2 separate regions of the Homo sapiens genome follow, and region 2 is linked to region 1. Evidence: chromatin contacts called from ENCODE Hi-C or POLR2A ChIA-PET data. All regions are on one chromosome and are shown on one strand. Each heading gives the region's core, a stretch centred on a gene start or an enhancer-like site at or near the end of the contact. The rest is flanking DNA. Distances are from core to core; before and after follow the strand shown. Region 1 has its middle 16 kb from the start of CCL28. Region 2 holds the start of PAIP1 (poly(A) binding protein interacting protein 1).

Region 1 (5,134 bases), core at 649-3,148:
CATGAGTGAGAGAGAGAGCCAGATGGAAGCTATGTTGCCTTTTAGGTTCTGTCTTGGAAATTAAGTTCACTTCTGTTGCATTTGATTAGTCAGAGCAGTCACAAAATCCTATCCAAGTTTAAGGAGAGGGAAAATAGACTTCACCTCTTGACGTAGAGTGTCAAGGTTCTGTAAGAGCATGAGGGCCTGAAATATTGCTGTCAACCTTCCACAAAAAGGTTGATTAATTTATTCCCCTCTCTCACAGCTAGCCTGTAACCAAACCATTCCAATAATTTATCTATCCTTTTCTTTAAAAGCATCAAGAAAAAGATGCCACAACCTTAAGTAATAAAACATCAAAGTATTGTCCATTTTTCTTTTTCTTGTTTTAGTATTCCTAAAGCACTTTTCCCCTTCTGCTTCCTTTAGGGCAGTGGTCCCCAACCTTTTTGGCACCAAGGACCGATTTCATAGAAGACAATTTTTTCCATGGACGGGATGGTTCCAGGATGAAACTATTCCACCTCAGATCATCAGGCATTAGATTCTCATAAGGAGGGTGCAGCCTAGATCCCTAGCATGTGCAGTTCACAATAGAGTTCAAGCTCCTATGAGAACCTAATGCTGCCGCTGATCTGACGGGAGGCAGAGCTCAGGCTATAATACTTACTTGTCTGCCACTCACCTCTTGCTGTGCAACCAGGTTCCTAACAGGCCATGGAATGGTACTGGTCCATGGCCTTAGAGTTGGGGACCCCTGCTTTAGAGTGAAGAACAAGTGAAATTTTAAGCTTAGGTATTGGTCACTGACTTTGATGATTGTTTTCCTTCTTTGGGCTGACACTATAAGGCTCTTCAGGGAAGAATTCTGAGTTAGAAATGTCTAGGACACCTCAGCTCATCTTCTTAAAAAAAAAAAAAGGGAGGAAGGATGAAATAGATACAGCCATTCAGTCATTCATTCATTTAACAAAAATGTGTTGAGTCCCCACCTTGTGCTGAGCACAGCCCTAGGGAATGTATCCATTCTAGAGATGGAGACAACGTCTGTATCCTAGAGATGGAGACAATGTGTCTGCTCTCAAGGTGATTTTCTTTCATGGGGAAAGTCAAACACAACCACTCTTACAGGTCTTCAGCTGGGTCTTCGTCTTGTCTAGGATTGACTAGACAAGCCTTGTAATTAGAACACGTGTGGACATGCACCACTTATTATCAGTTAGTGTAGTAGGCTCAGTCAAGGCAAACACCATCTTAGTATAGTAGCCCCAGGATATTATTAGTTAATACAAAACCAGTTCAAAGATACGTTAGTGAAAGGGACCAATTAGTCCCTCTCAGCAGTCCAGTTGACTGCTGGAGTTCTCAAAACTAATGTAAGCATTCAATATTAATTATTAAAATTAACAATGCAGTTCCCAAACTATGTGCTGAGGCAACCTAGAATGCTGAAACAAACTCAGTGGTGCTGTAAGATATTTTAAAATTTTCAGAGAAACAGAGACATCTGTTGGACATGGCACAACTAATACCATTAGGTTGTTCAAATCTAACTAAATAACAGAAACTGGCCAGGCGTGCTGACTCACATCTGTAATCCCAGCACTGTGGCAGGCTGAGACGGGCGGATCACCTGAGGTCAGGAGTTTGAGACCAGCCTGACCAACATGGTGAAACCCCGTCTCTACTAAAAATACAAAAATTAGCCAAGCATAGTGGCAGTCACCTGTAATCCCAGCTACTCGGGAGGCTGAGGCAGGAGAATGGCTTGAATCTGGGAGGTGGAAGTTGCAGTGAGCCGAGATTGCGCCATTGCATTCCAGCCTGGGTGACAGAGCGAGACTCTGTCTCAAAAAACAAACAAAAACAGAAACTGTTATTTCTTTCGGACTAGTGGTGCAGTTAAAAAAAATTACTGAGACATTAAGGGCATCAACTGTGAGCCAAGAAAGTGTGGGAACCTCTAGTATGCCTCATCCATCAATTTTCCTGATATTTCCTTGTTTTTTTTCTAAGTGAACATGTACTGTTTGAGTCATTCTTTCTTTGGGAGAACATCTTCACCTGCCTGGGCCTCCTGCAGGGCCTGCTGCCTGGGCCATCAGAGGGCCTCTCCATGTGGACATCATTTCCAATCTCTCCCCACTGCTACTACCTCCCTGCAGCCTCCTCCCCATAGCTGACCTGGCTTCAGTGTTCCTTCACCCCAGGCTCTGGCATCCCTCTGTGGAAATAATCAAGTGTTAATCCTTATCAGTGTCATCTGGGGATATGCAGAATTTGCATCCTGGTCCCTTCCTCTCTGCCAAGTTATTGTTACTCAGCAAAAGGTAAGGGTGAGGGAAACACTGTGAAGTTCTTCCCTTCTGGGCTATGGTTGGTTCAGCATCCCCAAATTAATTTTCTTTTGAACTCCCAGTGAGGTGAGAAAGTCCTATCCCTTTCACTAACGTATCTTCGAACTGATTTCTTATTAACTAATATCCTAGGGCTACTATACTAAGATGGCGTTTGCCTTGACTGAGCATACTACACTAACTGATAATAAGTGGTGCATGTCCACACATGTTCTAATTACAAGGCTTCTTTCCTGGCCTTTGTGGTGGTGGTGTGGGGCGGGGGCAGGGGTGGGGGGATGAAGTAGCTGAATAAGAAAAGGACAGGAAAAGCATTTAGCTCTTGCCACCACATTAATGTGATAACCACACAACAGAAGGATGCAGAAGAATGTACTCAAGTGGGAGCCGTAGCTCCGTCTTGGAGTCAGATTGAGAAGGTCTAAGATATTCTACAGAACAGGACACACTTGAGGAACTCTCTCTTAAGTAACGGCTACCCAGATATTTAAGTGGTGGAGGAAGAGCTTCTCGGAGAACAGCATGTGCATAGGGAGCCAGACCATGTTCAGTTCTAGGCACTGCAAACAGTCCAGCGCTCTGCGCAGAAGCTGGACTTGATCCAAAAAGGCTACAATCCAGGGGGCAGGGAATGTGTCTGGTTTGCTTAAGGTAGGGGTGACTTTTGTTTACATATTATTTTTAGTGGGTTTTTTGTTGTTGTTGTTGCTGTTTTGGTTTTTTTGTTTGTTTGTTTTTTTGAGACAATCTCTCTCTGTCGCCCAGGCTGGAGTGCAGTGGCCCAGTCTCGGCTCACTGCAACCTCTGCCTCCCAGGTTCAAGTGATTTTCCTTCCTCAGCCTCCCTAGTAGCTGGGACTACAGGGGCCCACCACCTGTATTTTTGTAGTTTTATGCCCCGCTAATTTTTGTATTCTTAGTAGAGATGGGGTTTTACCACATTGGCCAGGCTGGTCTTGAACTGACCTCAAGTGATCAGCCCGCCTTGGCCTTCCAAAGTGCTGGGATTACAGGCATGAACCAGTGCACCCAGCCTTCAGTGCTTTATTTTTAGATTGTAAATAGCCCATATTAAGAGGCAGCTCACATTATACTGAGTCTGTATAGAGGCTTCTTAGCTGCTATGCCTCTAGCCTCTGAAGTTCTTGATGGGAAGTGTACATAGCTAAAAGACACCAATTAAAATCTGGGAGCTTTTGGATTCAGCTCCCAATTATCACCTCTAGAAAGAAAGGCAAGCCTGATCATGCCATTCTCAGGCTTAAACCTTGCAATGCTTCTGCATTGCCTCAAGGTAAGTTCCTAAGTCCTTAAAAGGTATACAGGGTTCTCCAGGACCCAGTTCTGGTTAGCTTACCGACTTCAACTGTTGTCACTCTCCCACCTCAAACACTCTGCTCCTGCGTTTCCTACAACCCCACTGACCAGCTGCCACTCAAGGCTTTTGTAAATGCTATTCCCTCTGCCTTCAGGGAGCTTCTCAGCAGTTCTCCATCACCTTATTCACTTTCACCTGAAGACCTCTTGCTCAGCTATTGGTTCTCAGGGAGCTTCCCTGTCTGCCCTAGGGGGACCTCCAAGCCCCTGTGCTTGACCTGACTGCAGCACTTACCACCCTATACTGAAATGTCCTGTCTCCCTGTCCATCTTCCAACTAGCCTAGGAGATATTTTAAGATGGGGCCTGGTTTTTTCCACCATTAGAATATTAGTTTTTAATACAAGGCCTGCTACATTATAGGAACACATTAAACATTTGTTCAATTGCTAACTGAACCAGTATTCTGTGAGGGCAAATATTGTATTCATTTTCATCAAAAGGGCTATGAACGTTCAACTGATAAGACTTTTTTTTTTTTTTTGGCAACGGAGTCTCACTCTGTCACCCAGGCTGGAGTGCAGCGGCATGATCTTGGCTCACTGCAACCTCTGCCTCCCAGGTTCAAGTGATTCTCCTGCCTCAGCCTCCTGAGTAGCTGGGATTACAGGCATGTGCCACCACACTGGCTAATTTTTGTATTTTTAGTAGAGATGGAGTTTCACCATGTTGGCGAGGCTGGTCTTGAGCTTCTGACCTCAGGTAATCCGCCCACCTCAGCCTCCCAAAGTGCTGGGATTATGGTGTGAGCCACCACGCCTGGCCCTGATAAGACTTTTATGAATTAAAATTTTTTTCATGGAGAATAGAGAAAGGGTTTTTCTAAAGATGCAGTAGTTCTACATGGAGAAAATAAAGGAAAAATACAACCAAAAGTGTTGATATTGAGGGAGAAAAACATATCCCAAGAATGAACTTAACTGACAAGGCAAGTTGCAGGCCATTTCCCCAGAATTTGAGGAGCCCCAGCATTACTTGGACAAAGAGCTGGAGAGTATAAAAAAATAGAGCAGGAAGGAATCTTGGGAAGCATCTGGCCTATCCCTCGTTGGCTCAGAACAGATGAGTGACTTCTCCAAAGACACCAGGAACACAGCGATGTCCAGGTCATAGTGACTTTAGAAAGTGGTTTCAGGAGTACGGGAGGTGGCCCACCAGCTTGTATTAAACAAACAAAACCACTAACAAACTACAACAACTGAAAATACTGAAGCAATCATAGCAGGTAGAATATAGTAATGGCCTCCAAAGATTCATCCCAGTCCCTGGAACCTGGCAAAAGAGGCTTTGTAGACTTGATTAGAACCTTCAGCTGAGGAGATGATCATGGATTATCCAGGTGGGCCCAGTCTAATCACATGGGTTCTTAAATCAGAGAACCTTTCCTGGCTGTGGTCAGAGGAGGGTGTGACTATGGAA
Region 2 (5,152 bases), core at 99-2,598, 130 kb after region 1:
ACGTGTAGTACAGAAAGCACAAACATACTCTGATTAACAAAGTAACAACCACATTATTCCAGTAAATTAACCCAGAGTTGTAGGAAAAAGGGTGTACTTACTGTGTAACTGGAAGAATAACCTGAAGGGTAAAATTCAGGGGCATTCACAGACAGCTTAGACATTAATACAGGAGCTACAACCACCTGGGGCTTAGCCATTGCTGACTCCGAGTTCTGCTGTGGGATTTTATCCTGTGAACTAGGTGGAGCTCTCAGGGGCCTCGTTTGCTCTGCAAAAGAAAAAAAAACGGGGCGTCAGATGCATTCTTTCCTTTGTACAGCAACTTGCTATATACTGAAAAACCATCTGAAAAGCGTCTGTTTTTAAGAGTTAAACAGGAACCATCATGAAATTTATGGTTATCGCCGGAATGTGTACAGACAGCCTACAAAAAGGAACAATAGACTTGCTGTGACTCCGTTATGGGCATACCTGCCTCTCAAATGAGTGCTTGCGAGCTTTTTTCCTCTCTGTCGTTTTAAAGGGGTCGGTGGAAAAGAGGTGGTTACTCGCTAGGGTCTCGCTTTAGAGGGCTGCTGAGGGGAGGCGATTTTTACTTCCTCCCGGGACCCCGAACTCCGAGACCGCGCACCCGGCCCCTCCCCCCAGCCAGGCGCACAAAGGATTCCAGCAGACACCTTCCAAACCCGGTTCCGGGCCCGTCCCTACCCGGTCACGCGGCCCTCTCGGGGAATGCTTTCGGGGAACCGGGGGTGGGGACCGCAGACAGCGCGTCGGGCCTCGGCACGCGTGGAGGGCCGTGGGGAAGCGTTCGCCAAGGAGGACTGGGGCCCTTAGAGCTGCTCCGTACCTGGGAGCGCCCCGGGCCGGGAAGGCCGCTGGGGGCTGGCGGGGACCTCGCACTGGGCCCCTGGCGGCGGGGTCGTCCTGGGCTGGCGCAGCGGCGGTGGCTGCAGGAAGCCCGGGGCTTTGGGTTGCGGCGGCTGGTGCCGCGCCCGCTCAGCAGGCCCCGCTCCGTTCGGGAAACCGCCGCCCTCAGGCCCGCCCCCTCCGCGGCCCAGGCCCCGGCTCCGGCCCCGACCAGCACCTGGGGCCCGATCGAAACCGTCCGACATGCTCCTCCTCCTCCGCCTCCTCCTCCAGGGGCCGCTGCCGCTGCGCTCGCGATAGGACGCGGGGGGAAGGCGCCGCGGGTCGGCTATAGCCGCCGCGCCTCACTCGGGCCTCATGGAGGAGGAGGGCGGCGGGCCCCGGCTCGGCTGCTCGGTGCTTCTGGCGGAGCGGACGGCAGCCCGAGCACCCGCCGCTCCAGAGCGCCCGCCCCGCTCGGCTACCCTCGGCTTTCCAGTTCTCCCCCAAAACCCGGCTCCCCGCCTTCGGCGCGGCAGGGGCGCAGGCGGGTCACAGCGGCCCCCTGCGGCCCGGAGGCCCGGGACGCGCCCGCGAGGATCCTCCAGTTCGCGGCTGGCCGGCCGCCGGGCCCAGCAGGCCGCCCGCCGAGTGGCGTCTTGGCCACCTGCCGGCCCGCAGCCAGGCTCGGGCAGGGGCATCTCGGTTCCGGGGCCAGGCTGGGGGGGATGAGGGATGAGGGGTGAGGGGGACGCTTACCACAGGCAGGCCCGACCTACTCGGTAGTTCTCAGGAGAGACGTGCGAGACCGACAGTTGACGCCCGGGAAATAAAAACACGGGGGGAGGGGGCGTGGACCCTGCGCCAGGGTTCGCTGGCGCACAGGTGTGTTCAATGACTCGGCTCCGGCCGAGACCCGCGGACTGCTGAGGAGTGGTCCCTGGGAGACTGTCACCTGCTCCGTTAGCATCGGGGGAAGGGAGTAGAAACGGAATCAAAATATGTGTCCCCTCTTTAATTCACCCTAGGTGTTTACCACAGTAGGTCACACCTACGTTTAACAAGCTTCGTTCTCTTCCCGTTAACCTTCCCCTCCAGAAATTTCAAGAAAATGTGCTACCTTTCAGTGTAACTCTGCCCTCTTTTTCATCTTGCATCAGTGCTGTCCAATGAAAATATAATGCGAGCCACAAATGCAAGCCACTTATGTAATTTTACATTTTGGAGAAGCCACATTAAATGAGTGAAAAGAAACAGGTGTGGCCAGGCGCAGTGGCTCACGCCTGTAATCCCAGCACTTTGGGAGGCCGAGGGGGGCGGATCACCTGAGGTCGGGAGTTCGAGACCAGCCAGACCAACATGGAGAAACCCCGTCTCTACTAAAAATACAAAGTTAGCCGGGCGTGGTGGCACATGCCTGTAATCCTAGCTATTCTGGAGGCTGAGGCAGGAGAATCGCTTGAACGCAGGAGGCAGAGGTTGCAGTGAGCCGAGATCGTACCGTTGCACTCCAGCCTGGGCAACAAGAGCCAAACTCTGTCTCAAAAAACAAAACAAAACAAAACAAAAACCAGGTGAAATTAATTTAAATTTATTTAATCCATTATGTTCAAAATGGTTTTTTAACATGCGATTTAAAATATTAAATATTTTCTCTGTTTTTTAGATACTAGTTGAAATCCAGTGTATATTTTACACTTATGGCACATCTTAGTCGGGATTGGCACATTTCAAGGGCTCAAGAGCCACATGTGGCTAGTGGCTACTGCGTTGCACAGCACAATTCTAGATTTTATTAATATGTAAATTGTTGTTTTTGTCAGGCCTGACAGTATTAATGCCAAATAAAGGATAGATGAATATAAGTAACGACAAGGAAGGAAAAATTGATTTCTTTACTGTTGGATTGATCCATCTCCATAAATTCTGATTTTAGCCTTTTGTTTTAAGCAGGGTTTCATGTTTTTCTATCTTTTCATCTTAAGAATCATTTCAATTAGGGACACAAACTCTTGTTAACCGTTTTCTCTTCTCATTAATAAAGAAAACAATGTCTTCCCCTAAACGAATGAGAAAATGGCTTCACCGAGGGCAATCATGAATAAATGGTTCATGCTATTGATGTTAGGCAAAATAATGAAGTCAGGGAAGGAAGCCAGCAGTACGTGTGGCTCTTCGGTGTACGGAAAGTTTAGGATTCAGTCTGCCAGAGCTTAGTTGGGATTCCACTCTTGACTATTGCTGTCTGTGTGATTTTGAGTAAGTAAGGGGTTTAGCTTCTCTGAGCCTCACTTTCCTCATCTGTAAAATAATAACTGTGTGGTAACACTCAGCATATATTGCAGAGACAAGATTACAATTTAAAAATTACAATTTTAATATTTTCAAATTCATTATTGTATGTGGTCACCAGTCACTTCTTGCCTGGACTTTTTTATCATACAGGAAAGACCCATAAACTATGCTAAAAAACTAACAATGAGTTATGTTCCACTGAAGTAGATGCCCCAACTCTGCCCCAAGCTTTTGTTTGCACTCACCACCTTTTCATTTCCCCTTAAAACTTTTATGATGAACAGCACCTTTTCTAACAACTGGGACTTTCCCATGTGAAGATAAGGCCATTCTGCATCCATGGTGATGTCACGACATCTTCACACCCTCTTGTTAGGAAAATTAGGTAAGATATCCTTTGCCTTCTCTGTATTTGTTACTGTATAACTTTTGCCCTATTCTTATAATGTGTGGATGGTGGACTTGGAGATAACACGAATGGATTTTGCATCATGATAATAAAAATATCTAATATTTATTATGCGTCAGTCACCTTTTAAGAGCTTTTATTTTATCATTTTATTTTATCCTCATATCCTGTGAGATAGACATTCCAATATTTTCACTTTACATAAAAGGTGCCAAGATACCGCAAGGGCTCAGATCCATCTTGGGACTGTTTTAGAGCTAACTGGCAGGTATTGCAAAATGCATAGACAGAAACACATGAACGTGTGAACACCATGTGGAACTCCCTAAAGAGAATCATCAAAGTGCTCCTCATCCACGTGTATGCCTTTTTTATTAATTTATGGTGAAAGGAGAGTAGAACTAAATTTGGACAAATTGGAAAATATGTTGTAATATGGAAAAGGACCTGCTGTGAACTATGAAAAAAATGTTTCCTTAAACTGTACTTGAAAGGCATTCTCCAGTAAGACTTCCCAAGCTGCCTAATCTTAGATTCTCTCCCTTGTGATAAGTATACCCTGGGAAAACTGTCTTGGTACTTAGCATGCCAGATTGTTATCGTTAGTATTTGGTTTATTTAAATGTCTCCTTCCCTAAACTAGCCCTCTGAAGACAGAGGATGCCTTTTAATCCTTTAGGTCCAACCCAGTACTTAGTCCATAATAAGCTTTTAACAGAAATAGGACTCACCTGCAATGGTCCTGCCTTTCCTTAGGTCACCAGTCTAGTGATGGTAAAAAAAAAAAAAAAAAAAAAAAGACTGTTTTTTTAGAACTTATTGACCTCAGGATCATCATTAGACCTTATGGGAGTAGACAGTACAGCCTTCAAGGCCAGCTAACAGGAGAAAATTTTCATAAATATGCAAGAGGAAATATTTGCAAACCACATGGTATAGTTTGTATATTTGACCCTCCAAGCCTCCTGTTGAAACTTGATCCTGAATGTTGGAGGTGGGGCCTAATGGAAGGCGTTTGGGTCATGGTGGCAGATTCCTCATGAATGGCATGGTGCCATTCTCACAGTAACGAATGAGTTATGGTTTTACTAGTTCCCAAGGAGTTTCCCCAAGAGCTGGTTGTTGAAAAGAGCCTGGCACACTCCCCCTGTCTCATGCTTCCTCTCTTGCCATGTAATCTCTGCACACTGTCTCCCCTTCACTTTCTGCCATGCATAGAAGCAGGCTGAAGCCCTCACCAGAAGCAGATGTTGGTGCCATGCTTCTAGTACAGCCTGCAGAATAGTGAGCCAAATGAAACCCTTTTCTTTATAAATTACCCAGCCTCAGCTATTCCTTTATAGCAACAAAAATGGATGAAGGCACCACATATTTGACAAAAGACTTGTATCTAGAATATATAAAGTACTCTCAGAACTCAACTGTATTGAGAGTACTATAGCCAGGTGCGATCCCAGCACTATGGGAGGCTGAGGCGGACAGATTACCTGAGGTCAGGAGTTCGAGACCAACCTGGACAACATGTGAAACCCCGTCTCTACTAAAAATACAAAAATTAGCAGGCATGGTGATGCGTGCTTGTAATCCCAGCTACTT

What was found. Hi-C counts contacts between places; a loop is a spot of excess contacts on that map. ChIA-PET counts read pairs that join two places held with the same protein, here RNA polymerase II (POLR2A). Pooled maps may share reads with other maps.
Region 2: a loop to region 1 is called in a map of PC-9, with 3 times the contacts of the local background. The contact joins the promoter of PAIP1 here to the enhancer-like site in region 1. A Hi-C loop is called at or near these places in 2 of 168 maps with a recorded cell type or tissue (PC-9 and chondrocyte) and 2 of 50 pooled maps. POLR2A ChIA-PET finds 5 or more read pairs at or near these places in 1 of 52 experiments (H1).

Annotation. Positions count from the first base shown.
Region 1 is chr5:43,426,298-43,431,431 of GRCh38, forward strand. No RefSeq gene overlaps it. Among named protein-coding and RNA genes, the nearest start is that of CCL28, 16 kb to the left of the region's middle. Within about 2 kb of position 1,899, at least 6 of the 41 ENCODE cell types and tissues checked have a DNase peak (open chromatin) inside an H3K27ac peak, as active enhancers do; they include PC-9, where a contact is called at or near this core.
Region 2 is chr5:43,555,729-43,560,880 of GRCh38, forward strand. It overlaps PAIP1 (poly(A) binding protein interacting protein 1), which reads right to left and starts at 1,349. Exons shown (of 11, transcript NM_006451.5): 1 at 854-1,349; 2 at 102-271. The coding sequence starts at 1,118. RefSeq lists a silencer at 785-1,644.